2 separate regions of the Homo sapiens genome follow, and region 2 is linked to region 1. Evidence: read pairs that join two places in POLR2A ChIA-PET (ENCODE). Cell type or tissue: HepG2. All regions are shown on one strand. Each heading gives the region's core, and the rest is flanking DNA. Links, peaks and the distances in the headings are about the cores only.

Region 1 (2,921 bases), core at 315-2,814:
TCTCAAGTATGTCTTTATTAGCAGTGTGAGAACAGGCTAATACAAGCAGTAACTACCCATTCCTGTCTCCCACATCTTTGCCTGTGTTTGGTCTGGTTTGCAGCAATTGTCAGACTATGTTGCCTCATAGATAGGGACCTGAGTTTGTTCACTTCTCTCTCCACTCCATCCCAACTGTACATACTCCTTGCCCTTGTATTATAGAGATTAGGACCATTACATGAATACTGAAGCAAGGACTCGTTGTATTTATTTCATTCATTCAGAAACTATTTAGTACCTCCTGTGCATTGCACATGGGGGACAGATGATAAAAGAGCAAAAAAGGTAGCTTTCAAAAAACGATCAGCCTGGTGGGGGTCACGGGCAGACACTTTAACATCTGGCACAGTACCATGTGATAAGTGCTGTGGTGAAGCTGTGGGTTACATGCATGTTCAAGCTGCCAGGAGAAAGAATGTGAGGTTGTAACTGATTCTATCTGGGCAAAAAAGGGTCAGTCAAAGCAAGGTCGCCCAGGAAATAGTATTTGGGCTGAGTCTTAGAGGTGAACAGTAATTGCCTTGCCCAGTTTAGAAAAAATATACACCAAACTTTTTTTTTTTTTTTTTTCCTGAAACAGAGTCTCACTTTGTCACCCAGGCTGGAGTGCAATGGCACGATCTCAGCTCACTGCAACCTCCACCTCCTGGGTTCAAGCAATTCTCCAGTCTCAGCCTCCCGAGTAGCTGGGATTACAGGCATACACCACCACACCCAGTTAATTTTTGTAATCTCAGTAGAGACGGGGTTTCACCATGTTGGCCAGGCTGGTATTGAAGTCTTGACCTCAAGTGATCTGCCTGCTTCGGCCTCCCAAAGTGCTGGGATTAGAGGCGTAAGCCATGGCCCCTGGCCCAATATATACCAAACTTCTACAAGGACTAACAATGCTAACTTAAGGCCTAAAGCTATAACTCTGAGTAATTCACCCTTTTGGGTCAGCTGCCTTTCCTGTTGAACTCACCTTTAAAAGATGATTTTGTTTCAAACTAGTGGTGCTAAAATGTCTAAAAACACTTCCAGCTCAAAGAATTCATATAAAATAATCACTGAACAATTTTACTTATTTGAATATTGTTTTACTTCTGCAGCTTCCAAGAATAAGAAATACTTTAAAAGATGATCGAAAATTTAAGAAATAAAAAAACCCCAAATCTTTATTATAATTTTACATGGTGGAAACAAGAGCCTAGAGTGAGAAGACTTGGCTCTGCTGCTTATCAGCTACTGGATGCTGTCACTCATGTCATTTAACTTTTCTGCCTCCCTCATAAGGGAAACATTACTGAAAAAAACAGCAGTCAGATCTGAATGGTGGCATCCCCTTACTCTCTAATACTGGAGTATTTTCTAAATGCTTAGGCTCCCAGAACAATGTTATCATTAAGAGCATGGATTTAACAGGCGGGGCTTAGTGGCTCAGGCCTGTAATCCAAACACTTCGGGAGGCCAAGGCGGGCAGGTCCCTTGCGTTCAGGAGTTCAGAACTGGCCTGTGTAACACAGTGAGACTCCATCTCCACAAAAAATACAAAAGTTAGCCAGGTGTGGTGGTGCACGACTGTAGTCCCAGCTACTTGGGAGGCTGAGGCAGGAAGATCACTTGAGCCCAGGAGGTTTTGGCTATAGTGAGCCATGATTGCGCCACTGCACTCCAGCCTGGGCAGCAGATGGAGAACCTGTCTCAAAAAAAAAAAAAAAAAAAAAAGCATGGATTTGATGTTAAATAAACTTCATTTCAGCCCCAATTCTCTCAATTCCTAATGATTGACACTGGACAAATTACCTAACTTCTATGTGCCTCCGTTTTATCATCTGTAAAATGGGAATAGCTACCACATGAGGGTGCTGTGGGAATTGAGTGAAATAATTAGTGTAATGTGCTGAGCACAGTGTCGAACATAGTAAGCCCTCAATAAATATTTGCTGATAGAACAATTTATTAATGGGATAGTGATATAATTCCATTTCAGAGTGGACTTCTGGTGGGACATAGAGTTTGATGGAAATACTAGTTTTTCAATTCTGTGAAGAAACTGTATTTGCACAATAGTAAATGTGAATCCTAATAGAATTATAGTACTAAAGTCAACTTGTTACTTTTTTTTTTGAGAAGGAATCTTGCTCTGTCTCCCAGGCTTGGCTCAGAGATCTCGGCTAAAGGCAACCTCCACCTCCCGGGTTCAAGCGATTCTCCTGCCTCAGCCTCTCGAGTAGCTGGGATTACAGGTGCCTGCCACCACACCTGGCTAATTCTTGTATTTCTAGTAGACACAGGGTTTTGCCATGTTGGCCAGGCTGGTCTCGAACTCCTGACCTCAGGTGATCCGCTCCACCTTCCAAAGTGCTGAGATTACAGGATTGAGTCACTGCGCCCAGCTCATTTTAATTTTTCTGCCTGTTTCTTTTTGTTGGGAGAAAAGATAGACAGGGTGGGAAGTCTACTGATTAAAAGAGACTCAAGAGATACAGTAATCAAATGCAACATATAGTCTCTGGATCCTGAATAAAAAATTAAACAACAAAAAAACATGAGACAATGAGGAAAATGATAGTAGATTCACTATTTGATAATATTAAATTATTTTCATCAATTAATATTAGTAATGGTATTGTGGTCTTTAAAAGGTGTGTGTGTGTGTGTGTGTGTGTGTGTGTGTGTACTGAAGTTTTTGCAAATGAAATATGTTTGGGATTTGCTTTAAATCATCTAGTGAGGGGAATGAGGATTTATGTGGGTTGTGGAAAAAACAAGATCAGCTATAAATGTTGATACTGCATGAGTGGTACCTGAGGGCTCATTATACTCTATCCTCTATTCCTGTATATATTTGAAAAGTGTAAAATATTTTGCTTTCACAAGACAACAGTAGTAATTTA
Region 2 (2,921 bases), core at 173-2,672, 82 kb before region 1:
ACCCTAAAGAGTTTATTATTTTGGAAATTTTAAAACACTGGGGTGGGTGCAAAGCTTGGGTTTAAGATTGCTATGAAGCCTTGGGGAGATGCGCCTGCTGCTACCACTTCTTTCAGTTAAAATAAGAGTCACTCACTGAAGTACAGGACATACCTCCCTGCTAGAAGCTGCAGTAGCCCAGAAGTCTATAGACCCTGAAAGTTATACTTCCAAGGATTCCTACATCTCATGCACTACTGCCATTTCCTGGAAGTCTGGCCTCAGAAGAGTCTTCAACTCTTGAAAGAGTTCAAGAGCCAGCTGTGCGGTGGCAGTGCCGCCTGTAGTCCCAGCTACGTAGGAGGCCAAGTCGGGAGGACAGTTTGAGCCCAGGAGTTCATGTTCAGCCTGTGCAACATAACGAGATCCTGTCTCTAAAAAATAGTGATTAAAAAAAAGAATTCAAGGCCAGAACCACAGCCCTTAAAAACAAAAAAAAAGTATTCATATGCAGGAAGGTCAGATGGGTAAGTCGTTTGCATGAATAATTAATGCCATTCCAAGGGCAGTCTTAGAATAAACAACCCAGATGAAGTGTCAAACTATTTGGTGTTCATCAATTTTTCTGTTACTTTGAAACCCTGCTCTAACCAAGTACTTTTCAACCCAGTCAAAAGTGGCTGCATCTATGTGAAAAATTTGCATAAGTTAATTAATTCCTTTTAAATGTTATTTATTATTATTGTTTTTAATTTAGAGATGGGGTCTCACTATGTTACTCAGGCTGCTGGTCTCTAACTCCTGGCCTCAAGTGATCCTCCCTCCTGGGCCTTCCAAAATGCAGGGATTACAGATGTGAACCACTGTACGCAGCCTACATTTTATTTATGCACTTAATTTTTATATTAATGCATAGACACATATTAAAACGACATATCAAAGTGAGGTCTCAAGCTGGGTGTAGTGGTGCACATCTGTAGTCCCAGCTACTCAGGAGGCTGAGGCAGGAGGATTGTTTGAGCCCAGTAGTTCAAGATCAGACTGGGCAGCATAAGGAGACCCCATCTTTCAAACAAACAAACAAACAAAAAAACAAAATGGCCTCTTCTGCCTCATCCAGCCCCCTCTCTCACTCCAACTCTCACTCACCATGGGCAACCACACTGAAACTTAGCTTTTTGATCTGGTAATTTGCCAACATATTTCTAAACACTATGTTTATCCTACGAATGTCTTATTATTTCAGTTTTATATACTTTATGTGGAAAATGAAGACTTAATCCTTATACCTGCCCTCCCACATGTTTCCTTCCCCAGCCTTCCAAAACTTGGAGTTCACAATATTATGAAATGTAACCTCTGTTCAAAGCTGAACCATGCAGGAGGATCACTTGAGCCTAGGAGTTCAAGGCCGCAGTGAGTTATGACTGTGCCACTGCATTCCAGCCTGAGCAACAGGGCAAGACCCCATCTCTATAACAAGAAGAACAAAAAGTTGAGCCACGTAGTATACTATGCTTAATTTCCTATCTTGCACAATCTTTTGTTTACTGAGAACTGAGGGTTGCATCATTTTTCTTTTGTTTAGTTTTCTATATTCCTATGACTAAATCATTCCCATGCTACCTGACAGGCCTAAAAAAATCTCTTCTCAATGCATTTAAATACATGATGTATTTTATTCATTTCATTTTTTGTTGAAGAAATCTTTCATGGAACCCTCTGTCTTCTTCCAATAGGACTGGTTACTTTGGTTGCAGTTCAGAAACCAATACCCAGAAATATAACACTTTGACATGCTAAACTAAAAAAGCAGCAGCAAGGTCTCTCTGACCTCCTCCCCTCCTCCTCTCAATCCGTTATCTCTCCCAAAGCACAAGATGAGGCTCTCCGCTGAAGCTCTATTATCTGCCCAGAAACTGGATACCCAAAGAGGAACACAATTGCCTTCCATATTCCCTGAAATTATCTATAGCAGAGAAGACTAAAGAATGCAACCACACAGTGGACAGGCATTTCAACTAGGTATTATCTGCTTCTCGGCTCATTCAAATTCTAAAGAGAATCATTTACAAGTTAATTTCTGTCTCTCGAGTCCATTCATTTCCCCTAAAAATCAGTTACCCCTATATCTCCCAGTTCCCTCTCCCCAACGAAGAGGGTATTAAGGGTCAACCGTCTGGCTCTTTGGGTTTTCTTTTCTTGTTGTTGTTGTTTTTAGAGACAGGGTCTCTCTATGTTGCCCAGGCTGAACTCAAACTCCTGGGCTCAAGCAAATCTTCTGCCTCAGCCTCCCCAAATGGCTGGGACTACAGGCATATGCCATCACATCCAGCTTTTGAGTGTTCATATTTTGTATGACTCCCATGCACTTGTGTGCACATAATAAATTTGTTATGCTTTCCTTAGTTAACTTATTCTTTTGTTACAGGAGTGCTGACTGTGACCCTCCATGATGGGGAAGAAAGGATCATACCCTTTCCACCCTTACACTTTCTAGGCAAAATACACAGTAATCATCAAGGAATTTGGTTAGGCCCTCATCTGACTGGTTCCCTATTTCCTGGATCCCATATCTGATTCTTTCTCTGTTTATTCCCCTATTTTGGAAGACCACATCCTTTCTAAAACAGTGTGCATCAGAAGGGAAGTGTTTTCTACATTCTGCATCCTAAAAATAAATGTCTCTATTCTACCATGTGACTGAAAGTTGGGCTGTAAAGGGAATTCTTGGTTGGAAACCATTTTTCCTAAAATATTAAAGGTATTGTTCTACTGTCTCCTAGTTATTGCTGTTGAGAAGGGTGTTCTGATTCTTGATTCTCTGTCTGTAATCTGTTTGCTTTTTAAGTTCTTCTCTAAATTCCCAGTGTTCTGAAATTTTAGGATGATATACCTTAGCACAACTCTTTTTCATTGACTTTATTGTGTATTCACTCACA

What was found. ChIA-PET counts read pairs that join two places held together with the same protein. Peaks named below come from ENCODE experiments on the same cell type or tissue, not always from the same donor. Only the 100,000 strongest peaks of a DNase experiment are listed, where the experiment ranks them.
Region 2: POLR2A ChIA-PET joins it to region 1 with 10 read pairs; 2 of 35 experiments call an interaction of 5 or more read pairs at or near these places.

Annotation. Positions count from the first base shown.
Region 1 is chr20:10,380,651-10,383,571 of GRCh38, reverse strand. No RefSeq gene overlaps it. Among named protein-coding and RNA genes, the nearest start is that of MKKS, 52 kb to the left of the region's middle. In HepG2, for the core only: a CTCF peak has its summit at 1,876 (motif pointing right); a DNase peak (open chromatin) is centred at 1,870.
Region 2 is chr20:10,462,332-10,465,252 of GRCh38, reverse strand. All of the region lies in intron 2 of SLX4IP (SLX4 interacting protein), which reads right to left. Among named protein-coding and RNA genes, the nearest start is that of SLX4IP, 28 kb to the right of the region's middle. In HepG2, for the core only: no CTCF peak of the experiment used is centred there; a DNase peak (open chromatin) is centred at 1,512.